Linked DNA regions of Homo sapiens: regions 2, 3 and 4 are each linked to region 1. Evidence: chromatin loops called from intact Hi-C (ENCODE). Cell type or tissue: mammary epithelial cell. All regions are shown on one strand. Links, peaks and the distances in the headings refer to the core of each region. The heading gives the core; the rest is flanking DNA. Region 1 overlaps ECT2L (epithelial cell transforming 2 like). Region 2 overlaps ECT2L (epithelial cell transforming 2 like). Region 3 has its middle 72 kb from the start of TXLNB. Region 4 overlaps REPS1 (RALBP1 associated Eps domain containing 1).

Region 1 (6,151 bases), core at 136-5,135:
CTAAAGAATTTAGCTTTTCAGTTTAAACAAAAATAAACTTAGCTTTGTCCCAAAGACAGTCTCTTCTCACCCCAGTTCTCATCTCCTACCTTAAGGGAGGCTCCAGATGGCCTCCCCTTCCACTCAGTACCTCCAGGAACAAAATAGAGACCTCTAGGACACACAGTTGCTGTAGATAGGGAAGGAGGTGAGAAGGTGATTTTGGTGGTGGGGGCTGGGAGTATTCATGCTTGTGTTCCTCTGTATTTGTAATCCTCTCTTCCCTCCTGTGCCAACTGGATGGTTCCATGTGGCCTGGGGATGCCTCTCCTATTTTAAGGTAATTCAGGAAGTCGTCATTTAATGGCCTATGGTGGCTCTGGCAATAGAGAAGGCAAACTGGGTGCTCTTGTGAGTTCAGCCTCATTCACCAGAGAAGGAGACTAGACCAGGCTGGGACTAAAGCCTGACCTATGATAATAACAGTGAGTTTGTTATCTCTATCTGAGCAAAGCTGGACCGAAACGCAGGTTTGGGGGACTCTGGTCCTTAATGTATGTCTTCCCTAGAGACATGTCTCTGTTGGCTATTTAGCGATACTTACTTTCATCTTGGTGGGTGCTATAAAGATCCAGGGTTGTGAGTTAGTGAAGTTATACCTACCTCAAATGGTTCTGTTTTCACAATTAAATGAGTGTAGCCCGTATATGTTTTCAAAATGAAATGTGTGGACTCTGTTTCCCTAGGCCACATTAGCCTAGGTAGAAACAAGATCCAGGAATCATTACCTCTTTGTTTTCCAGAGGCCCTTCTTGGGCCCCTCTATAATTACATCACTGCCAGTCTTTCCCATCAACCCACCCAACAAGCCTGGGCCTGTCAGTATCCCTGGGTAAAAAGTTTAACCTGAAAGGAGAGACCTTTCTCTCTATATGTGAAAGCGCTCTGTGAACTGTAATGCACTCTGCAAATATTAGCTGTGAGGTTGCTGGTAGATTGTCTAAAGATTGCTTAGCAATTAAAAACAATGAACTGTACAGCAAATGTCACTTCCTCCCCTCCCCCTTATAGCTCTTTCAGGAAAGAGTGGCTCTTATAAGTCATTGGTTTGACCTCTGGACTAACAAGCAACGTCAAGAATTCTTATTCGCAATTTTTTTAAGATGCACTAAATCACAATTAAGGTAAATGTAGCCTAATGATGTAATTAACATTGATTCTTAAAGAAAACCGTATATAAATGTTTATATAACCTTTAAGAGATTTTTTGTTCCTAGGGAGAAAAAAAAACAAGGTAATTGATATTTTAAGGTTTATAAACAGACTTTTCCAGTGCCTGCTTTTGCCTTGAGGCTGAAGTGAAGCCGTGGGGAGGATTTAATGCTTTCATACTATGGTGGGACTGTTTCATGTTGGCAAAAACACAATGGCTTCAGTCAGTGAATTTTTAACATTCTCTTAGCATATTAAATTTTCCTTGGAACCATCAGACAGACAATATATTGCAAATGGATGTCTGGGACATAGGTAGGCATAATCATTAAATGAATGGATGGATCTACAAAATATATGACAAGTGACAGTGGTTGAAACATTTAGGAATATGGGCAAGACTTATACAGCCCTAGTCAAGGATTACGAAGAGGGTTCTCTTTCTCTTTCTTCCCCTTCCCTCATGTTATGTCTGTAATTTACTTTAAAACACTCAGCACAGATGGTGTGACATCTGTGAGTTGAAGTTATGCCCAGGGTCAGCTCCTGTTCTGGTCAGGAATGAATACCCTAGGGGTCATTAGCCAGCTCTAGATTGGAAGGTCACAATACCTGAGTTATTAGATACTTTACTAATTAGCATAGCAAATATCAGACATTATTCTCAAAACAACCCGTGGCTTGTTAACCAGCCAGATGAATGTTAGAAACGGATTCTCTTTCGTGAAATTCAAGATATGTGTGGACTGACCGAAATATTCTAGAGAGCCCTCCAGCTTGCCTGGGTGTGGTTGAAGAATCCAGCCAGGCTGGTAGCAGGTACGTGGCAGGATGGTTTTCCAGCCCTCAATGCCAGATAAAAAGCCTTATGTTAGTCTGGAGGATTTCTGGTAGCCCGAGGCCAACAATGAGGGTAAAAATAATAGAATACTATTTCTGAAACATTGTCCTTTTGAATGAATCTTTTGCCCAGAGGAGAAAGAGCTGGGACTTCATCAGTCCTACAGAGGAGACTGTGTGAAGTTGTTTGGGCTTATTTACTAATGTTTGTTTAGAAAAACTCTAGGTATGGCATCATTTGATGTTAGGTACTTTCACTAGAACTTGGTGGTGAGGTTGCAGGAGAGGGTAACCTTCGGATGTCTTAGATACCCAGCAAAAATATCTGAGAGTGGTGCATGATCAAATTGGCATATTTTAGGTGGAGTACTTGCTTCCTGTTCTTTCTTACATGTTTTCCTGCCAGTCTCTTTTGATCAGCCATTTTTTCTCTCCTCCTCACCTGTCAGCTACTCCTGCATCTGTGGGTGCAAAGCAGATTGTTAACGGACTCTCCCCATGGAGTCACTGGAAGGAGACAGGCATCTTCCTGGCTCTGTTGAAAGAGGCTGCAAAGACAGGGCACAGATAAACAGGCCCTTCAGTCAATGTTGAAAAATCAGGGGGAAGACATTTTATGATAGTCATTGGCTATGTTTCTTTTTACTCCAACTTTGCAGCTTTCAAGATAAGAAAATAACAGACCAGACCTCACATTTATAACCACTTTGTGCATCATGTTCTAGGCTCACGTATCATAAACCAGGCAATTTTAGTTGTGACCACTGGAGGTCATTAGAGATCTTATGGTATATTTTGAAGCAGCTTAACTCAGGCCTGACTTTTTGTCACTGGAAATTGCATCCTTTGTCCGGTAACTGAATTCTTTTTTCTGTGAGACAAGAATATAAAACTAACCTGTTCAGTGAAAGTACTTTTTTTTTTTGTTTGTTTGTTTGTTTTTGGATAGCAGCAGCATTTCTTCAGAGAGCAGACTGTATTTCATAGTTTCATGAATGTTAGTATAAATTTCCTTTAAACATTTTTTTTTTGAGATGGAGTCTTGCTCTGTCGCCCAGGCTGGAGTGCAGTGGCGCGATCTCAGCTCACTGCAAGCTCTGCCCCCGGGGTTCATGCCATTCTCCTGCCTCAGCCTCCTGAGTAGCTGGGACTACAGGCGCCCACCACCACGCCCAGCTACTTTTTTTGTATTTTTAGTAGAGATGGGGTTTCACCGTGTTAGCCAGGATGGTCTCGATCTCCTGATCTCATGATCTGCCTGCCTCGGCCTCCCAAAGTGCTGGGATTACAGGCATGAGCCGCCGCGCCCGGCCTAAACATCTTTATTGAGATATAATTCACATACAATAAAAATCACCCATTTACGGGTACAATTCAGTGGTTCCGGTACATTCACAGAGTTGTGTGATCATCATCACATGTTAAGTTTAGACCATTTCATCATCCCACAAAGAACCCCCCTACCCATTAACAGTAACTTCTCATCTCCATCCCTCTAGATCTGGGCAAACACAAATCTGCTTTCTGTCTCTATAAATTTGCCTATTCTGGACTTTTCGTATAAATGGAATTAGACAGTATGTGGTCTTTTGTGACTGGCTTCTTTCACATATTATAACGTTCTCAAGGTTCATCCATTTTGTTACACATGTCAGTACTTCTTTCCTTTATTGCCAAATATTATCCCATTGTATGGATGTGCCATATTTTATTTATCCACTCCTCAGTTGATTATTGTAAATAATTATTATAAATAGTGCTGCTATGAACATCTGTGTCCAAGTTTTGCATAGAGATGTTTTATTTCTCTTAGCTATACATATAGGAGTGGAATTGCTGGGTCCAATGGTAGTGCAATCAATTTTTAATTATTAAGCATTTCTTTTGGATCATTTATTCCTGTAGTCTTGCTTACCCAATAACTGTAAATAAATTAATAAATGAAAGAAATTAGTATTATTTGAATACTTGAAATGTTTATATGTAAGCTAGGCTATATTTGTGCAATACCTTTCTTTCAAGGTAGAGAGGCCATTGTTTTAGATGGTTTTATAATTTCCAAATAATTTTGTTTTAATTCAGTCAGTTATAAACAGGGTATTGCAATATTGGTGGAAACTGTCAACACAATTTTCTTTTAAAAAATTATTCATAATCTCTATGAGATATATTCAAATATCTTAGAGTTTTCTTTCCTGGCCTAATAAGTATTCCCTAGTAAGTTTTAAGATGATTTCCTAAGTGGAATTTTATGATATTTAAGACATTTTTTAAAGGTTTAGCTTCTTAAACCATCCCTCTGGCAAACTAAAATGTCCCTTCTCCTGGGAAGACTTCTCTGCTGGTCTTTCATGCCTAGCAACTTTATACCTCAATTGTGGCTTTTCTTGGTATGTTATGGCCCCGTGTCGTCCACATGACTAATGGTTTCCAGTGATGTCTTTCCCCTACCACTTGACTAGGTTGACCTTTCCTGTGACTCCTTAAAGGAAACTGGGCTGCTTGTGTCTGTTACACTCAGAGAAACCCGTGAGGAGTTTGAATCAGTCCCCTTGCCACACTGGTGGAACCGGTTTTGAATTGCCTCTGCTTAGTGCCTGGTAATTCCTCAAACAAAGGCCTTTGGTTCCAGAGCCAGAGCTGCTCAAACTTGCAGCTTTCCTGGATGGGTGGGGCAGCATTCATGCAACTGCATTCCCTAGAGGGGGAATGCATTGACCCAGGTGTGTATGTGCGTGTGCGTGTGAGATCATAAACAGCCCATGAAGGATTCACTCTCGTCACTTGTCTCCATCAGAGCAGACTTGAAATGGGGTTGGAGGGCAGAAAAATATCCACCAAGGTGTATTAAGAGAGAACAGCCCCCTCTCCCACTTCATTACCCCCTCTTCCATTCTTCCCACGCAGCCTGTGAGGGCTCACTTGAGGACGTCTGTCTCAGCTGTGATCTGTGAGGCAATCTGGTGTGCAGTTTTTCAGAGACAACATACTCCTAGGTTAATTTTAAATATAGAGCAGCCATGTCACTCTCAGTTACTGAATGTCCATTTAAAAGGAGAGTATTTCTGTGTGGAGATGGTAAAGAGGTTAAAGAAGAAAACATCGAATGAAACTTGCTGAAGACAGTAAGGCGGACGTTACTGAGAACCTTGGAGATAGCTACAGGGACTGCTGCATGGGGTCACGGGAGAGAGATTGGGCTCAACTTCAAATGCAGCATGGGCGGATAGCCAAGGAGCAGGATGGGGCTCAATGGATGGAAAATTACTCGAGGAAACATCAGGGGTAAGCGGGGATCTGAATACACTGACCCAACAGGACTCTCGCTGATGACAGGCCAGGGTGCTCAGACAACACCTGGGGGAGGGTGGAGGATGAGGAACCTGACAAGATATCCGGGGGTGGGGGGTTCTTCCTAAACTGACTTAACAGGGCTCTTTACTAAAGCAGAATTTTATAAGGAAGTGCACAGGTGGGCCAAGGGGAAGTTTCAGAAGCTTGACTAAAGTTTGGTCAAGCAGAGAATCTTTGTCAGAGAGGAGAGGGGAGTATTCAAAGTGAAAGTGTACACTTGTATCTAAAACGACTGTTTTCTAAATATCCAAGGCAAGTCTGGAAATTTGAGTCATCTTCACTTCCTTCCCCTTTGCCCAGTATTCTGCACATGTTCCTGCCCTTCTACCTGCATGGGCTGGTTAAGGATAACTGTATGAAATATTAGCATTTGCAATTGGGATGGTTTTTAGAGGTGGATGATGCTTAAAAAAAAAAAAAAAAAAAGGAAATCATTGCGTTTTAAAAGGAAGGGAGAAAGCAGAAAGCCAAAGCTCTTTTTTTTTGTGTGGATGGAGGGAAGGTTATTGGCCTATATTAGGCAACATCCACTGGCTTGAAGTTCTCACTCCCATTTTGTGAGTGTGTGGAGCTGCTCTCCCCTCCTTTCTCATGTTGAGCTTCTCTGTCTACCGCTTGACACCACCTGACACTATGTGACATGCAGGACTTGTTTATTTGCTGTCTGCCTACCCCATTAGAATGATGGCTCCATGATAGCAAAGACTTTGGTGACTCTTTTCATCTCTAGCACTTAGAGCCATACCAGGCACATAGCAGCCACTCA
Region 2 (6,151 bases), core at 652-5,651, 74 kb after region 1:
CCACAGGCAGGCGCCACCATGCTTGGCTCTTTTTTTGGCTTTTTTAAAATGTGTGTAGAGATGAGGTTTCACCACTTTGCCCAGGCTGGTCTTGAACTCCTGAGCTCAAGCCATCAGCCCACCTCAGCCTCCCAAATTGCTGGGATTACAGACGAAAGTCACTACACCCGGCCCAGAAATTTGAAACTTTCTATTATAACATATGAAAATACCAAGCCCTGTATCAAGCGCCATAAAATATTTTAATCTATTTCTTTTATGAATAAAAATGTCACAATTTTAGTTTGCCTAAAAGTACTTTTTTTCCCCTAGATGAAGCAAAACATCACTATGAAGGATCATCTGTCAGATATACAGAGAATCATCTGGGGATGCCCTGTATGTATTCTTAGGAACTTGCTGTATCTCATGCTCATGAATACAACCTCCAGTCTTTTGCAAAAGGAGACCTACAGATCCCAAGGCAGCTAGTATTTGTGGAATGCCTGCTACGTGCCAGGCACTGCCATGCTCTCCCATTTCACATCCTTGTTACCTGCAAGGTTGCTCTATAAGAAGGGGCACAAGTGAGCTTGCCCCTATCCCATAACTTTTTGGCAGTCTTTGCTCCTTTATTGGTATTACTGTGATCACAATGCCCTGTGAGGAAAGGGGCCATGTGTTCTACTTGTTTTCTTTTCTTTAATTTTTTTTTTTTTTTGAGACCGAGTCTCACACTGTCGCCCAGGCTGGAGTGCAGTGGCACAATCTCAGCTCACTGCAAGCTCCACCTCCCGGGTTCACACCATTCTCCTTCCCCAGCCTCCCGAGTAGCTGGGACTACAGGTGTCCACCACCACGCCCAGCTAATTTTTTGTATTTTTAGTAGAGATGGGGTTTCACCGTGTTAGCCAGGATAGTCTCGATCTCCTGACCTTGTGATCTGCCCGCCTCGGCCTCCCAGTGCTGGGATTACAGGCGTGAGCCACCACGCCCAGCCATGTTCTACTTGTTTTCTATCTCCCTGCATATGATACCTGGTGCAGGATTCTGCACCCTGATGGTATCTGAACAAGCTTTAGAAGGCCTGTGTTAGCGACGTGTTAACCTATAGAATTTCATCTGGCCCCACCCTCCCTTATCTCTTACAGTTTTCCTGACTTCCTTATAATCATACCACACAGATCCACTCACGATTCTCTAATGTTAACCTCTTTTCACACATTTGTGCTTTGTGCATACTCTTTCTTCTCTGAAATTGCTTTTCTTTCCTATTTCACTGGATAAACCCCTATTCATTCTATAAAAATCTAGTTCAATCATCATATCCTTTGCAAAGTTTCCCCCAGCATTTCCAGCTGTCAGCGGCTTCTTTGTAGGGATTTTGCATCCTGAACATTCCTGTTACATTTTACTGCAATCCTTTATTCATGAAACTGGGAGCTCCATCATGTGTGAGCTATGATTTACTTGCCTTCTCATGTCTGGCACATAAGAGGAGCTCAGGATGTGAGTTACGTTGAATTAAAGTATCAATTGATTAGAAATGTTATTTTTATTTAGTCAAATTGGGGAAGCAAGATGAAGTTGTTTTGTCATAATTTTGGTCTGGACATTTTGTAGGGAAAGATAATTGAGGTTGATTGGTTTGCAAAGATCCAAATTCTTGAAACTCAGAGTCTACAAAACTCTCTCTGGATCACTGTTCACACCAAGAGCTCATCCCCATGACTAGATCAATATAAAGGCTTGACTTCTTATTCTGTACCAATTCATTCACTTCTTTTTCTTTTCTTTTTTTTTTTTTTTTTGAGATGGAGTCTCACTCTGTTGCCCAGGCTGGAGTGCAGTGGCACGATCTCGGCTCACTGCAACCTCTGCCTCCAGGGTTCAAGCAATTCTCCTGCCTCCCAAGTAGCTAGGACTACCGGCATGCACCACCACACCTGGCTAATTTTTTTTGTATTTTTAATAGAGACAGGGTTTCACCATGTTGGCCAGGCTGGTCTCCAACTCCTGACCTCAGGTGATCCACCCACCTCGGCCTTCCAAAGTGCTGGGATTACAGGCATGAGCCACCGCGCCCAGCCTACTTCTTTTTCTTAATAGCTACCTTCTTATCCCCCAACCCCCAACTTTGTTTTTGATATTAGGAAAGCACTTACAAATAAAACTATCATGTCAGCAGTTTTAAAACTTTGACAAAGATTACTTTTTTCCCCTTAAATATAGTTTTCTTTGTCAATACTGTGGTCTTTCTAAGAAAACCTGTTTCATAAACAGTGAAAATATTCACTTTTTCATACTTGAACTGTGTTTTAGTTAACATTTGCATATTCTGAGATATAAAATGGTTTGCAGTAGTAATTTTATTTAAAAAAATTTATATGTACTTCTAATTTTGTTTTTGATTTTACAGACTCTATCAGAAGTAAACAGATATCTGATTAGGGTACAAGATGTAGCCCAACTTCATTGCTGTGATGAAGAAATAAGTTTCTCTTTAAGGTAAACAATAGTTAACTATCCTAAGGCTGTGGACACCTTCCAAGCAGGTGACTGTCTTACTCATCCTGTAGCTCCAGCATTCAGTACAATGTCTGACACAGTAGGTTTGAAATGAATCTATGCATTGGACTGAAAAGTTACAGAGGACTCCCTCTGAGATAGTGTAGGGTATTTTATCACCATGTTCACATTCCAGCCAGCTACTGGATAGAATGGGAGAAATAAATTGTCCCTGCCAGGACCACAAACTCCACATAAGCAGGCATTCTAAAGGTTGGTCACTTTTCTTTTTTCTTTTTCTTTTTTTTTTTGAGATGGAGTCTCACTCACTGCCGCCCAGGCTGGAGTGCAGTGGCGCAATCTCGGCTCACAGCAACCTCCGCCTCCAAGCTATTCTCCTGCGTCAGCCTTCCAAGTAGCTGAGATTACAGGCACCCGTCACCATGCCCAGCTAATTTTTGTATTTTTAGTAGTGATGGGGTTTCACCATGTTGGCCAGGTTGGTCTCAAACTCTTGATCTCCAGTGGTCCACCTGCCTTGGCCTCCCAAAGTGCTGGGATTACAGGCATGAGCCACTGCACCCGGCCACTTTTCTACTTAGCTAAGCTCCAAGTGTTGTGGGATTTTCACACCAATGATCTGCTCAAATGTAAGAAAGAGAGGACCAATTTATTATCCTCAGATAGTTATTGAGGTCAGTTTTTAAAAAGACCTTACAGTATTTAGTTTGCACAATGCTCAGAGTAGTGTAAGAAAAAAAAGATGGAAGGATGCTAATTTTTATAAATTAGTATCCCCTTTACTCCTTTAGAACAAGGATGGGCAAACTTTTCTGTAAAGGTTCACATAGTAAATATTTCAGATTTTGCTGGCCAAATGATATCTGTGGCAACTACCCAACTTTGCTATTGTAAAACAAAAGCAGCTCTATCAATGACACAACACATAACAAGTAATACACTATTCATAAACAGTACAAGATATAAATGAACAAACATGACTATGTTCCAATTAAACTTCATTTACAAGAACAGGTGTGGGCCATAGTGTGGTGATATCTGCTTTAGAAAACTGTTCATCAAACTATGAATAAAATAGAAATAAAATAAATAACAAAATAATTAATAGAATCAAATAAAATTCTATTCTCAAACATTCTTCCTTTCTTTACATAAGTTTGATTTTCAGTATTAATGACAAAGAGTGATTCAGCAAACAGCAACCAAAGGGAGGGGAATTAACTCCTTTAATTTGTTCAACTCCAATAAATGTAATAAAAATTGATTTGTTATTTCAATGAATATTTCAACAAATGTTCCTCAAAGGCACAGGGTAGCAGGGTAGGTGGAAGAAATCAGTCCCCTCACCTCCATCCTTACCTAGACTAGATCTTAAATGAAAATCAAATCACACAATATGTCACTTTTCTCATTGTCATGACATTTTTGTTTTCTTTGATCTTTTTTTTTTTTTTTTTTTTTTTTTTTTGGTCAGTAGCAATAGAAAACAGCTACAATGATGGAAAGAAACTAGCTACCAAACCAGCAATTCTAAACACACTGGTTTGGTAGAAGACATTCTATGATGATTCCAGTTTTTGATTATTAGATTATTCTACATTCATGTATTCCTTCTCAAACACTCTTCCTTTCTTTACATAAGTTTGATTTTCTATATCATTTTTCTTCTCTCTGCAGAACTTCTTTTAACATTTCTTAATGTTCTACTAGGGTCAATGAATTCTCTCAAATTTTTTGTGTGTAAAAAATTTATTGTTTGAAGGCAATTTTGCTGGATACAGAATTCTAGGTTGGTGGTTTTTTCTTTTAACACTTTCCTTATTTCATTCCACACTCTTCTTACTTACATGGTTTCTGAAGAGAAGTCCAGTGTAATTTTTATCCTTTTTCCTCTATAGGTAATAGAAGCCAACAATAAAATTCTAGGCCTCCCAATCGACTGAATGGACTCCTCCTCTCGGCCAAGGGGATTCCAAAGTAAACCTGAAAAATGAGTTCAGGCCATGATAGGAAGGGGGGATTGGATATGCCTCATTATACTCTCCTCCCTTAAGAATTCAGGCACAACTGACCAAAATTAACATTGAAACAGAGATCTTAAGACTGATAAAATGAACTCCTTGTAGAAGTAAGATACCAAATTCTAACCCAACTCTAGTATAGTATCACATGGCAGATAGCAGACCCTGCAATAAATCATAGTTTACCTCAAAATATATTTATTTGACATGTTTTGAAATGGCCCTGCAAAGTCATCTCTTTTGGGGAAAATCTCCGTTTTGTAGAGAATCTCCTCTTTCCAGGTCTTTTCCTGATCCAGGAGAGATTCAGCTGAGAGTATGTTATCTTTTAAGGTCTGATAAGAGACATTTACCATCTATTCTCCCTGAAGCCTGCTACCTGGAGGCTTCATCTACATAAGAACACTGGTCTCCACAATCTCTTATCTAAAGCCAGATACTCCTTTCTACTGATTCCAGATCTTTAGATAAACTTAACTCTTTCAACCAATTGCCAATCAAAAAATCTTTTGAATCCCCCCCATGACCTGGAAGCCCCTAATTCAAGCTGTCCCATCTTTCTGGATCAAATGAATGTATACCTTACATATATTGATTGATGTTTGCCTGTAACTTCTATCCCCGTAAAATGTATAAAATCAAGCTGTAACCCAACCATCTTGGGCACATTTTCTCAGGACTTCTTGAGACTGTGACTCAGGCCCTGGTCACCCATATTTGGCTCAGAATAAATCTATTTTACACAGTTTGACTCTTTGTTGACAGTAAGGTGGGTTTATGTTTTTGTATTCTCTGAAATGACGAAGACTTTCTCTTTTATTTTCTACATCTGAATGTATTATGCCTAGATGTAGACTTTTTTTAAAATCCTGTTTTGTGTTCTCTGAGCTTCCTGGACCTATGGTTTGCTGTCAGTAATTTTGTAAAATCTCCAGTCATTATTACTCCAGATATTTCTTCTGTCTCTCTTCATCTGGTATTCCCATTATGCATATGATTTGCCTTTTGTAACTGTCCCTATTACTTGGATATTCTGTTCTTTCCCCTGGTGGTCCCTACCCGATACCCCTACTTTGTCCCTGGTCTTTTTTCTGCTTTTCAGCTTGGTAAGCTTCTGTTGACATATCTTCAAGCTCACTGATTCTTTCCTCAGCTGTGTCCAGTGTATTAATGACCCCACCAAAGGCATTCATTTCTGTTATATTTATTTCTGGTATTATCTTTTCTTTCTTAGAGTTTTGGTCTCTCTTCTTACATTACCTGTCTGTTCTTGCACGTTGTCTACTTTTTCCATTAAAGCCCTTAACATATTAATCATATTTAAGTTTCTGCTCTGATAATTCCAAAATCTCTACTATATCTGAGCCTAGTTTTGATGCTTGCCCTGTCTCTTCAGTCTGTGTATTTTGCCTCTTAGTACCCCTTATAATTTTTTTGAAACAGAGTGTGTCACTCTGTCACCCAGGCTGGAGTGCAGTGGTGCAATCTAGGCTCACTGCAGCCTCTGCCTCCTGGGTTCCAGCAATTCTCCTGCCTCAGGCTTCTAGGTAGCTGGGATTACAGGCACGTGCCACCACGTCTGGCTAATTTTTGTATTTTTAGTAGAGATGGGATTCACCACA
Region 3 (6,151 bases), core at 343-5,342, 400 kb after region 1:
AACAAAGGGACCTAGATAAGCTACAATGCCTATCCTTAGAACCGTGCAGGTATTTTGGCGAGAATGAGGCCTGGAGTGGTCTCAGAATTTTGTGGAAGGTTCTGAGAGATGTCCAGGGTGGTGTGTGCCTGTTCTCCTAGCAGCAGACCTAATGGCTAAATGTGGACTTGTAGCAGCTGACAGCAGCCTTGCGCTTACACATTTAGTACTTGAAAACCTCCCTTTTGACTGCATCATGGGAATCAAAGAATAAGTCATATAAGAAAAATCTATGAAGTCAGCAGCTGAAAGATTGAGTGGAAACATGTTTGCAAAGCCACTTTGCACAGAAGCTTGCAAAAAGAAGGGAGTCGGGATGTGTAGGAAATATGACAACTGAATATTTATGAGTGAAAATAAGAGCTAATGTAAATATTTAATGCATAATATTTAAATTATTGCCCACTTCAAAACTAAAATCATAGTAAAATACCAGACACTTTAGCAGGATTAACGTCTGCTTCATCCTGCTTCACATATAATTTTCACAGTAGTAGTTTAAGAAATTTTAGCTTAGGCTGGGCGTGGCGGCTCACACCTGTAATCCTGGCACTTTGGGAGGCCAAGGAGGGCAGATCACGAGCTCAGAAGATCGAGACCATCCTGGCTAACGCGGTGAAACCCTGTTTCTACTAAAAAATACAAAAAATTAGCCGGGCACGGTGGCAGTTGCCTGTGATCCCAGCTACTCGGGTGGCTGAGGCAGGAGAATCGCTTGCACCTGGGAGGCGGAGGTGGCAGTAAGCCAAGATGATGCCACTGCACTCCAGCCTGGGCGACAGAGCAAGAGTCTCAAAAAAAAAAAAAAAAAAAAAAAGAAAAAGAAATTTTAGCTTAGTTTGTGAATATTGCAATCAGTCTTAAAGCTATGAACATTGTGTCCAACATGACACTGATTTGCCCATTTCCAATAATTTGTATTTACCTGGTCTCTCCTTTTAGAGGAGGAGTCACACCTGCATAACTCATTAGACTATGATTGGATGGCAGCTGTACACGGTGGCTGAAGCATTAGTGTCTTTCAGTATGGTAGGGTCCCCTTTAGGGTGTTCAGCTTCTGCTGCTCAGCAGCAAATGTGTGACCAATTCAGTATGTGTTGGGTTCTCGACTTAATAGGGTGCTTAATTACTAACTTACATAAGCAAGTACAAGTACGTTTGTATGTATGCACATATTTAAGTAAGGTTTTCTGATGTTATTAGACACCAAAAACATATAAAATATACTTTATTAATAATTGTCAGAAATGTGCTATTAACACACATAGATGAGTTTGTGAATACTGCAAAAAGATTTAGCACTTTGAGAGTTGTCCAGGTAAGATTTTCCAAGAGGAAGGCCAAGCAGATACTTAGGGCATCTGCAAAGCAGCAATTTTGTGAAGAAGATTCCAAATATAGGCCAGGCGTGGTGGCTCACACCTGTAATCCCAGCACTTTGGGAGGCCAAGGTGGGTGGATCATCTGAGGTCAGGAGTTCGAGACCAGCCTGACCAACAAGGTGAAACCCTGTCTCTACTAAATACAAAAAATTAGCCAGGCATGGTGGAGCATGCCTGTAATCCCAGCTACTTGGGAGGCCGAGGGAGGAGAATCGCTTGAACCTGGGAGGTGGAGGTTGCAGTAAGCTGAGATTGCACCATTGCACTTTAGCCTGGGTGGCAGAGCAAAACTCTGTCTAAAAAAAAAAGATTCCATAATATTATTTGTTAATTGATGATTTATAAAAACCCAAAAAACCATTGAAGAAGTCATCATGGCTTCTGGATCTCAGCTTGGCAACAGCAGCAATGGAACCCATGGGAAAATAGAAAGCTGGTTCCCCCAAATTCCATCCCTGGAGATATACTCTCTGTGGTGTAAATTGTGGCTGAGTTCTTTGAGTATATTTTGTCAATTGTGGAATACTGGTATAGGTTCGTTATCTTTCTATTGCTTGTCTAGTGTAGTTCATTCATACTTCTATCCCGGTGCCTCACCCACTGTCTAGCACAGGGTAAGTACTCACTAATTGTATTCAATGTTCAACTCCACAATTGCTGGCTTGCCCATTTCTCACTGAAGTGGGATACAGCCTGGATCCCAACTGCAATTTGGTTTCATTTGTTCAGAGAAAAATAAACTTCCTTGAGACTTTTTCAGCCTAACAGTGGTAAACAATCACTCAAGTTGGCAGAAGAGGAGGCCTACTTAATCACTGTACAAAGGTGGTTTTCAGTCCAGTTGCTGGGTATACAGTCCTGCCAGATTTAGTGACAAGCAGGCCTGAGCTGACCAAGTCACTGGCTACATCTCCAGCGGTTCAGTAGGTGGCACTGCTGTTCTCTCTGTGCAGAAGCTGGCAGCCGCACGGAGGCTGTATGTTTGGGCAAGCAGGAATGCAAATCATCAGCTCAAAGCAGCCTTTCTGGGCAAGCAGCAACACAAACCCATTATCAGTGCGGTGGCAGCTGCTGCTGTTTGTCCCTGCTTGCAGGCAGTTTCAGAGTGAGGGCCTTTGGAATGTGACCATGAGACTGGAGACGTCAGGAAGCGAAGCCACTGGGCTAAAATAAGCAGGTTAGGAGTCAGTTATCTGGTTCCCCACAGATGTGTCTGGGAGCAGCTGGGAGGCTGAGACGGCAGGCAGGCCTTTCCTTCTTATAACTCTGGGCTGGAAAATCTCATCAATATGGAAAACTCTCTAAAGACCCATCTTGAAACCAAGTCAGCAAAAATCTAGAGTATCTTGAACTGGTGGCAGAATTATATTTGTTATACCTATGAGCTGGCTTTTCCTGGTCAGTCTTGATTTCTAATGTTCTGTTTTCTTGCTGATATAAGAGTATTAGGCTTTGTCCAACTGCATTTTCACTTGCGGTTTAGAAAATATGGTCACCGTAATTACCCTTCATTTCCTGACAGCTGAATCTCAACTGATATTATGGACTGACTGTGTCCCCCTCAAATTCATATGTTGAAATCCTTACTCTCAAACTGATGGTATTAGGAAGTGGGGCCTTTGGGTGATAATTAGATCATGGGGGTGGACCCCTCATGAATGGGATTAGTGCCCTTATAGAAGAGACCTCAGAGAGATCTTTTGCCCCTTCTGCCATGTGAAGTCACCATGAGAAGATGGCTGTCTATGAAGAAGCAGATCTCCCACACACTGAATCTGCTGGTACCTTGATACTGGACTTCTCAGCCTCTAGTACTGCAAGAAATAAATTTCTGTTGTTTGTAAGCCACCCCGTCTATGGTATTTTGTTATAGAAGCCTGAACAGACTATTTAATTTCTATTTAATTCAAACTTCTCACACAAAGTGATGGGAAACCACAAGTCACTGGGATTTGTTTTTTGCTAGTACTTTAGTTTATGGGGTGAATATCTGCCATTTTAGTGAATCCTTGTATACCATCCAAAGGGAGGCAGGAGTGAGGTAGCCATGAGTCTCTCAAATTTAAGTGGATACAAAGTAGCTCCTCGGAGAGCTGGATCCATATGTGTGTCATCATATCTGCGTCTGACAAATGCCTGGCATATGTGCTGCCCCTTCCCCTCCTTCTAGGGTTGGCGTTATTAACTTATTGTGGCACACTTTCCTTCCAGACCAGTTTTGGTCTCAGACAGATTCTTTGGCACATAGGATAAAACTTACTTGCCCAGTTTCAACCGTGGTTGACCTTTAATATTTGCATTATATCAGATAATGATAAAGGTCAAAATCTTAGCTAAAATAACAAACCTGGTCCTCCATAGCTGGCTCTTAAATAAAACAGAAACTCAGAGGAGCCGAAATCATAGAGCCCAAATACTAGAGCTCAAAGGAAATACGATGCATCTTCAGAATCTCAAGATAATGAAATTGATGCTCAAGAGACAAGCTGGATGGGAATTCTGCTTCTTGTAAGGGTAGAATCAGTTGTTGCAGGGTAACCCTGCATCCAAGAACTAGGAGAACTTGATAAAACAGGTAGAATGTCTGTTGGAAGGCACTGGAGAGCTAGCTAGGCAACAAAAACTTGAAATGGTCAAGAAAAGCAAAAAGAGAAATGAAGTAACATTGGGACTGGTTTTCCCCTTGAACGCTCTTGCAAATATGCAACCTGTGACTGAGAGGATGAGACGCTAAGCAAAGCATCCCACAGTTTCATGGGGCATCAGAAACAAAAATTGGATTTTAGAGCTAGTTAATGGTTTAGGGCCCTGGCAAACACTCCATGCTTTTAGTTGGGACCCTCAAACAATTACACTGCAGAAAATAAAGTTCCCTAAAAAGTCTGAAGCCCAACTTCAAATCACCTCAGTTTATGATTGGGTAAGATAATTGGTTCCATCTTAACTGCCTGCTGGAAGCTAAAATAAGTACTCTCTTCAGGAAGATAACACTTTCCAGAGATTTAAATCATCTCCATTTTTCTTTCTTTCTTTTTTTTTCTCCAGAAACTGCCCTGCATTCGAACAAAAAATATCTGGTATATCTCTAGGCAAAATTGCTGAAAACCAAGGTAAAAAACACTTAAGATATCCAGATATTGCAATGATCGGACGTGGAGTTTAAGATAATGATGATTTGTACATTCAATAAATTAAATGATGAGATAGAGCATTGTACAAGAAAACTGGAAACTATAAAAAAATAAGATACAATGTCTAAAACTGGAAAATATTATAGCTGAAATTAAGAACTCAATGGATTGGTATAACAGTGGCTTAGATATAATTGAAGAGAGAATGATCATAAACTGGATGATGAATCAGAAGATAGGAGTAAAGGATTAGATGGCGTTAAAATGTTCTAAGGCTTTGCTTTGGCCAGGAAGTGGCAAAATAATATTTTTCATTAGACTTTAATAAGTCAGAGATGAATGTTGAAATGCCTATGGTATCCACTAAAAGCTTAAGGAAAGATTGAATAACTAAAAATAGCTAACAGAGAGGGGAATATAATAAAAATATATAATCCAAAGTCCAAAAAAATTTAAAAAGAAAGGAATAAAAATAAACATAAAACAGATGGCACAAGTATAAAATAAATAGCAAGGTGGTGAGTTTAATTTTATACATATGAATCAAAATCTCTAATTAGAAGACAAAAATTGTCAGACTAGATAAAGCAAACAACATAAAACAAGACTCTATATTGTACAGAAGTACATATTGCAAATTCAAATAATTTGGGAAAATTGAAAATAAAAGTGTGGAGAAAGATACAGCATGAAAATATTAACCACAAGAAAGCTCATGTTTATATCAGCTTATATCATGTTTATATCATGTTTATATAAGCTCATACTTATATCACACAAAGTGGATTTTAAGGCAATAAGCAATACTACAGATAAAAATAGATATTTCATAATAAAGTGGCCAATCCAACATAAAGATATCGCTAGTATAAATTTTTATACACCTAATAATAAGACAATACCTGATAGAACAAAATGGAGACATATAAAAATCTACAATGGGCTGGGTGCAGTGGCTCACTTCTGTAATCCTAGCACTTTGGGAAGCCGAGGCAGGTGAATCACCTGAAGTCAGGAGTTTGAGACCAGCCTGGCCAACATGGCAAAACCTTGTCTCTACTAAAAATACAAAATTAGCCGGGCCTGGTGGCACACACCTGTAATCTCAGCTACTCCAGAGGCTGAGGCAGGAGAATCGCTTAGAACCCGGGAGGTGGAGATCGCAGTGAGCCGAGATTGCGCCACTGCACTCCAGCCTGGGTGACAAAGCAAGACTCTATCTCAAAACACAACAACAATAACAACAAAAACAAAAACTACACTGATAGTAAGAGCTTTAACTGATAGGACCAAATTTATTGGTCAATGGACCAAAAACTGGTCAATATTTTGGTCAATGGACCAAAAATAAATAAACAAATGAAGAATCAACAGGGTTAAAGAAGATTTGAACAACGGGATTAATAAAATGACCTAACTGATACATATAGAACACTGCCTGCACTCAACAACTGCAGGCGGAACATTTACCAAGATTGACTGTATGCAAAACTATGTAGTTTCAACATGTTTCGAATGATTTAAATCATATAGTATAGTCCATGACTGTAACACAATTAAACTATTAATTAAAAGATAAAAGTAGAAAATGTCTAATGT
Region 4 (6,151 bases), core at 465-5,464, 99 kb after region 1:
AGGTAGTAGATGTGTGAGGGAGAGGAGGATGGGGTGAGGATGCAGGTAGTAGATGTGTGAGGGAGAGGAGGAGGGGACGAGGATGCAGCTATGTAATAGATGTGTGAGGGAGAGGAGGACAGGCGAGGATGCAGGTCATAAATGTGTGAGGGAGAGGAGGACGGGGTGAGGATGCAGCCACTGCACCGAACCTCTAAGTGGTTAGTCTGGGAAGTCTTCGTGGTTGGGAGAAGGGAGGCATCCACCCAGGGGAGTGAGTACGGTACCCTGTGCACACCTCTACATGCCCACTCTGACCCTCCTAGATGCAGCCCAGTCCCCTAATGGGCACGGCAGAAAGTTGTAGGTTTTAAAAGGGAGCTAGTAGGAAATTTTCCATGGCTATGACCTATAAGAAAGAGATTGCAGAATTCCTCTGGTCTCTCCAACTCCACATTTATGCTCAGCAATTTAGGTCAGAGATTCCTAGAGAGGTTCTTGCCATTGGAACTACAATAGAATATCCTAGAACACTGTGAATATTAAATTTTGGTATCCTATAGTCTTTGCTTAACTAAGGCAACTTACTCTCATACAAATTTTAAATGCTTTAATTAGAAGTTTGGCTGAAATTTGTTTTTAGTTAAAGTTGTAATTAGATCTAAAAGTTACATATAGTGAAATTCCCCTTGGGGAAAAGTTGCAATGAGTGGAGCTATGGTAACCATGGCCTCTTATGACAGGGAAATCTTCACCAAATCACACAGACAGATGCTTAGCATTAAGATGGAAACCCCCAAAGCAGCGTTTTAGCCACGGCCAGGCGGTGGTGTCTTTGCATGTGATATCAATCCCCCACCCCCACCAGACTCTGATACTTAGTAAGCATTACACTGCAACCAGCAGATATTGGAGGCCAATAAAAAAGATGAGAAGCACTGACCCAGGGAATATTTTACTCACTGATGTCCCCTCTAATATCTGCTCTGTTGACACAACATGGTATGGGAAGTGACTGCCTGCAGAAAATTAGCCAAGCCCTCGAAAACTGACCGGCAGGACTTCTGGATGTTTCTCGGCTTCATCATCTTGTTCGTCGTTTACATTTGATGCAGCAAATACTTCAAACTGACTGAAATCTGCAAAATTTGGTTGCTCTGGTATCTGCTGAGGTGAGGTACTAGTGTGAGTTATGAGGCCATCGGCATCCACTGGGCGATGCACAGCAGGACCAGGAGCCTGTGCAATGGTTCAGAACAGAGGAACACACATTCTATCAGCCTATCAGTGTCACAGAGTCATCTTCTTCTTCTTCGAAAACTTAGTATATAAAGATGACCTGTTTTATTATCTGTAAGTTCAGAGAGGTGTATTATAGTAACATTTAGCTCTAAAGAAATGATTAAACCATAAGTGAAAAGCTAAGACACTAAAAAAAAAATTAAGATGATAAACCTCCAATAAAAAGATATTTTTTTTCAAAAACTGTATTGCAAAGAAAGTACAATGAAGGAGAGGGTAGGTCTGGCCCTACCCCCATTCTCCACTTGCATGTGTTTTTTTCTTAATTGGACTAATGCACAATAGTTTCTTCCTTAAATAAGTTATTTTTTTTTAATGTTTCACTGTTTCTTAAAAAGCTTGCTCTAAAAAGTGTGAAAACCACTGCTCTATCCTCCCAACATGTCAGGAACACTTCCCTTCAATTCATCTTCCACTCCTTTGCCAGCCAGACCAATGCTGCTCCATCTTCAGTCTAAAAATATGTTTACTGAATATGTACTTGTGAACAAAACAAATGAGGCCCACTTATACTCTAATAAAGCTGACAGTCCGGAGCAGGAGAAGAGAATAAGTAAATAAGAAATTAAAATAGAGTGTGAGATGTTTTATGACAAAGGAAGTAAAGGATACTAAAGAAAGAAATCTGAAGTCTCTTCCCTTTAAAAATTCTTCATCTCCTCTAAGAAAAAGTCTATCCTTCTTACTACGATATGGACAGCTTCATTTCTCATCACTCCACACATCTACTCCTGTTGTGCTGAACTAACTTGTTTTCCCCTGAGGAATGTGCCAGGCTTAACACAAACCTCCATCGCTTTGTGGATGTCATACCTTCGGTTTGGAATACCTTTTCCCCAATAAATTCCACTTTATCTTTCAAGTCCCTGCTAAGTCTCATTCCTTCATTTCATGTATAATGTGATCCTTAACTTTAGCCACTAAGGCTGTCCCAAAGCATTTTATAAATGTCTACTACAGCACTCTAATTTTGATGTGGAAGGGATGCAGAGGTCATTATACTTCCTTAACTCATGTGGTAAACACATCCAGAGAGATGCAGTGAGGTTATTTAGGGGTATTTTGTTTTGTTTTGAGACAGGGTCTCACTCTGTCATCCAGGCTGGAGTGCAGTGGTGCAATTACAGCTCACTGCAGCCTTGATCTCCCAGGCTCAAGAGATCCTCCCACCTCAGCCTCCCAAGTAGCTGGGACTACAGGTGCACACCACCACACCCAGCTAATTTTTTTGTTTTGTTTTTAGAGATGGGGGTCTCACTATGTTGTCCAGGCTGGTCTGGAACTCCTGGGCTTGAGAAATCCTACTGCCTTAGCCTCCCAAAGTGCTGCAATTACAGGTGTGAACCACTGCACCCAGCCTGGTGAAGTGATTTTGTGAGTCACTGCTAGACCCAGGACATTAATGGATATTTCCTATCTCCCAATCCATTGTTGTTTCCACTAAACTCTTCTCTGTCAAGACATTATCATTTGTTTCACTTTTAAGGCTCTTTCAAAAAATAACTCAGATCATTCTTGAAATGTGCATCTTTCAAAATGAGATTCAGCCTCACTGAATTAAATGCTCATTAAAGATTACCAACAGATCATTCCTGACCTTCCAAATAATTTGAGAATAGAATTAAATACCTAGCAGGCAAAGTGATCATGGGACATTTAGTAATAAATACCTTGGAGAATTACCTGTGAGGGCTGTGGTCTTGGAGGCACTGCAGGAGGATGGGCAACAACTCCAGCCTGTTGTTGTCCTGCATGAATACAAAAGTTCTTCTTTTTAGTAACTGTATAATCACTTTGTTAATAGAAGAAATAGGCTGAATGAATGTGACTACATGATAAAGATTTCTAAGAATGTTTGTTAAGTATTAGAAGGCAAGTACTAACTTGTTACATGGTCTGTATGTAACCTAAAGACCAAATCTCACAGCCTTTCATCAGATCTCACTTTGCTTCTTACCTCTATTACATGAAGCCCTCCTGGCATACTCCTGCCTATTCCCATAATAGCAAACAATCTTGATTTTCTTCGTGTATCTCTGACTGCTGTTTAGGTATCAAATGAAAACTTCCAAATTTTCCCTTTCACTTAACACTTCACTTTTCCTCACCATTCTAAACTCACAGTGACTAAAACATAACTTCATCATCCTCTGCCCTAACTTTTCTATTTTAACCAAGGTAACAACAATACTGCCAGTTCTTCAAAAATTAAAAACCTGGGTAAGTTATGACTCTTCTTCTTCATCAGCCAAATTGAGACCTATCAGTTCCCACCCCCCCAACCCCTTAATATCACAACACCGTTCTTTTAAAATTTCCTGTGACATCTCTCAGGTTCCCATCTTCATTATTTGCACTCAAACACACTTTAAGTAGTCATTAAGAAAAGAAATTGCCTCTCATCTGCTGTCTTTTAATCCAAAATTTTCCTTCAGATAATTTTTTTTTTTTTTTTTGGAGACAGGGTCTCACTCTGTCACCCAGGCTGGAGTGCAGTGATGCAATCTTGGCTCACTGCAACCTCTGCTTCCCAGGTTCAAGGGACTCTCCCACCTCAGCCTCCCGAGTAGCTGGGACCACAGACATGCATCACTACATCCGGCTAATTTTTGTATTTTTAGTAGAGATGGGGTTTCACCATGTTGGCCAGGCTGGTCTCGAACTCATAACCTCAAGTGATCTGCCTGCCCCTCAAAGTGCTGGGATTACAGGCATGAGCAACCACACTCGACCAGATAAATATTTTTAAAAGACATGTAATAGAAACAAAAATAAAATGTGTATGTGTGTTGGATTAACTTTAAAATTAAATGATAATGTATATTATGGTTCTCTAGCCCCTACCTGTGGTGACTGTAAAGGTCCGATTCATATCTAAAGATGATGATCTAGAATGAGAGGGCTGTGGCCTTGGAGGGGGAGGTGGTGGTGCAGTGTTATCAGGCGACGTTCCTGAATGAGACCTGCAAAATTCACCCCATGATAATTGGTCATACTACTGATATCAGAGCTTTTTTCTTTTTAAACATTTACACTTGGCTAAGCAGCAAAGGATCTTATTAGCATGACATTTTCTCAACACTCAAGTATGTAAGTGTTACAATAAATTAAGATAGCACTGTTTATGATGTACCCTAAACAACTGATTATTTTATGTGGCTAACAATTTTTTTAATAAAGTTATTAAGCAAAATTTCTTTTTTTCTTTTTTTTTTTTTTTTTTTTTTGAGACAGTCTCACTCTGTTGCCCAGGCTGGAGTGCAGTGACACCATTTTGGCTCACTGCAACCTCCGCCTCCTGGGTTCAAGCGATTCTCCTGCTTCAGCCTCCCAAGTAACTGGGATTACAGGCGCATGCTACCATGCCCGGCTAATTTTTGTATTTTTAGTAGAGACGGAGTTTCACCATGTTGGCCAGGCTGGTCTCGAACTCCTGACTTCAGGTGATCCGCCCACCTTAGCCTCCCAAAGTGCTAGGATTACAGAAGTGCTCGGCCTCAAAAATTTTGAAAAGAAACTTAGTTGTCAACATGATTTCATAATAGACTGCATACTTAGTGTTACGCTTTCCCATTCAATTAAAAGTAATAATAGTCTGAAAAAAAATAATTGTATAAAGGAAAGTCTACTTTCAGATATGGTTAGCTTTCAACCTATTAAGTTCTGGATTTTGGTAAGCTGAAGTACCCTTTCATGTGTCCGCAGAGGCCATCTCATTTTAGAGGTGACTATGCTCAAACTCAACTCGCCCTAGAGATTCACTTCTTTGCTACCAAAGTCTTTCATATTCTGAAAAGAGTCTCCAAGGCCTCTGGTAATCTGATCTGCATATATGGGAATAAACAGCAGAGTAAAATCCAAGATGACTGAGAATGCTAAGAAACACAGGAAGAACTACATGAAGAATCAGAAAGGAAGACAAGCAGCCTTCTGACTCTAAGCTGCTTGGAGATTCTGCATCCTCGCTACATCCACTGGGCACACAGCAAAATGATACTCAACACGTGCAAAAAGTGAGGAGAGAAAGATGCTTCTGTCCTGCACACAGCTTTTAGTGGATGGTAAAGCCCTTGCAGACAAATCTCTAGCCTCCTCCACCCTATCCCACACCCTTCTTGTTTGTGCCTGAAAGGTTATATGTAACGCAGAACTTCAGGGTGGGGAGGTGGCCCACCACTGGGCTGTGCTTTTGGATGGTGTTTTAAAACACAGAATTCTTTTGGTACTTACCATAAGGCTATACATGTATTACTTGACAGATTCTCGTTGTTTAGGTACAAAAAGGACTTATAAAACTTCTATCGTCAAGAAGTTATCACCTCTTTTTAGAGCTTCCACAACATACCATTTAGAAAGTCAGGGTTCTTTTTGTTTTTCTATTCAAGTTGGAAAGGATCAAAATTACTTGTCTTTTACATAAATCAAAAAGTAACCTAACAGCTTTCAGAGAACAAAATCATTTGTGCTTGGTTCTAAATAGTTTTAAACATTAAAACGCAGCAAGATAGTTTAACATGCTTTTCATTGACAGAAATACTGACCTTTGACGAGTTACATTGCTCCCGATCTGTTCTGGGTCAGAAGTAAAAGAGTCTGAACTACTGTAACCATCTGCTGATAAATGGGATATGTCCTATTTAATAATAATCATTTCTTTACTTTTTGCTCTATCTACTCCAAACAAATATAAGTGATATGCTGTTTCAAGCCAGAGATAGTCAAAGATTGGCTAATAGGCTAACAGTTCATCCTAGTGTTATTAACTGTAAAAAATTAACTACAAATAAATCATGGCATATTTACACAGTAGACAAAGCAAGTTATAGTCTAGAAAAAATAATGAATACTTAATGATGCAGAAATATTCAAA

The links. Hi-C counts contacts between places; a loop is a spot of excess contacts. Peaks named below come from ENCODE experiments on the same cell type or tissue, not always from the same donor. Only the 100,000 strongest peaks of a DNase experiment are listed, where the experiment ranks them.
Region 2: it touches region 1 in a loop (3-fold over the local background); 3 of 110 quality-filtered maps call a loop at or near these places.
Region 3: a loop joins it to region 1, with 16 times the contacts of the local background. A loop is called at or near these places in 22 of 110 quality-filtered maps.
Region 4: a loop joins it to region 1, with 6 times the contacts of the local background. A loop is called at or near these places in 11 of 110 quality-filtered maps.

Annotation. Positions count from the first base shown.
Region 1 is chr6:138,813,441-138,819,591 of GRCh38, forward strand. It overlaps ECT2L (epithelial cell transforming 2 like), which reads left to right. Exons shown (of 22, transcript NM_001077706.3): 4 at 1,051-1,163. Among named protein-coding and RNA genes, the nearest start is that of ECT2L, 20 kb to the left of the region's middle. In mammary epithelial cell, for the core only: a CTCF peak has its summit at 2,800 (motif pointing right); DNase peaks (open chromatin) are centred at 2,831 and 4,581; H3K27ac peaks cover 2,205 bases.
Region 2 is chr6:138,886,545-138,892,695 of GRCh38, forward strand. ECT2L (epithelial cell transforming 2 like) reads left to right here. Exons shown (of 22, transcript NM_001077706.3): 19 at 313-378; 20 at 2,399-2,487. It overlaps LOC107986650 (a long non-coding RNA gene), which reads right to left. Exons shown (of 2, transcript XR_001744381.2): 2 at 2,331-4,491. Among named protein-coding and RNA genes, the nearest start is that of ECT2L, 94 kb to the left of the region's middle. In mammary epithelial cell, for the core only: no CTCF peak of the experiment used is centred there; a DNase peak (open chromatin) is centred at 2,557; H3K27ac peaks cover 381 bases.
Region 3 is chr6:139,217,032-139,223,182 of GRCh38, forward strand. It overlaps a transcript of TXLNB not described here. Among named protein-coding and RNA genes, the nearest start is that of TXLNB, 72 kb to the right of the region's middle. In mammary epithelial cell, for the core only: a CTCF peak has its summit at 2,349 (motif pointing right); a DNase peak (open chromatin) is centred at 2,440; H3K27ac peaks cover 581 bases.
Region 4 is chr6:138,911,733-138,917,883 of GRCh38, forward strand. It overlaps REPS1 (RALBP1 associated Eps domain containing 1), which reads right to left. Exons shown (of 20, transcript NM_001286611.2): 13 at 5,823-5,895; 14 at 4,126-4,244; 15 at 2,965-3,029; 16 at 1,033-1,218. Among named protein-coding and RNA genes, the nearest start is that of REPS1, 73 kb to the right of the region's middle. In mammary epithelial cell, for the core only: no CTCF peak of the experiment used is centred there; no DNase peak of the experiment used is centred there; H3K27ac peaks cover 1,065 bases.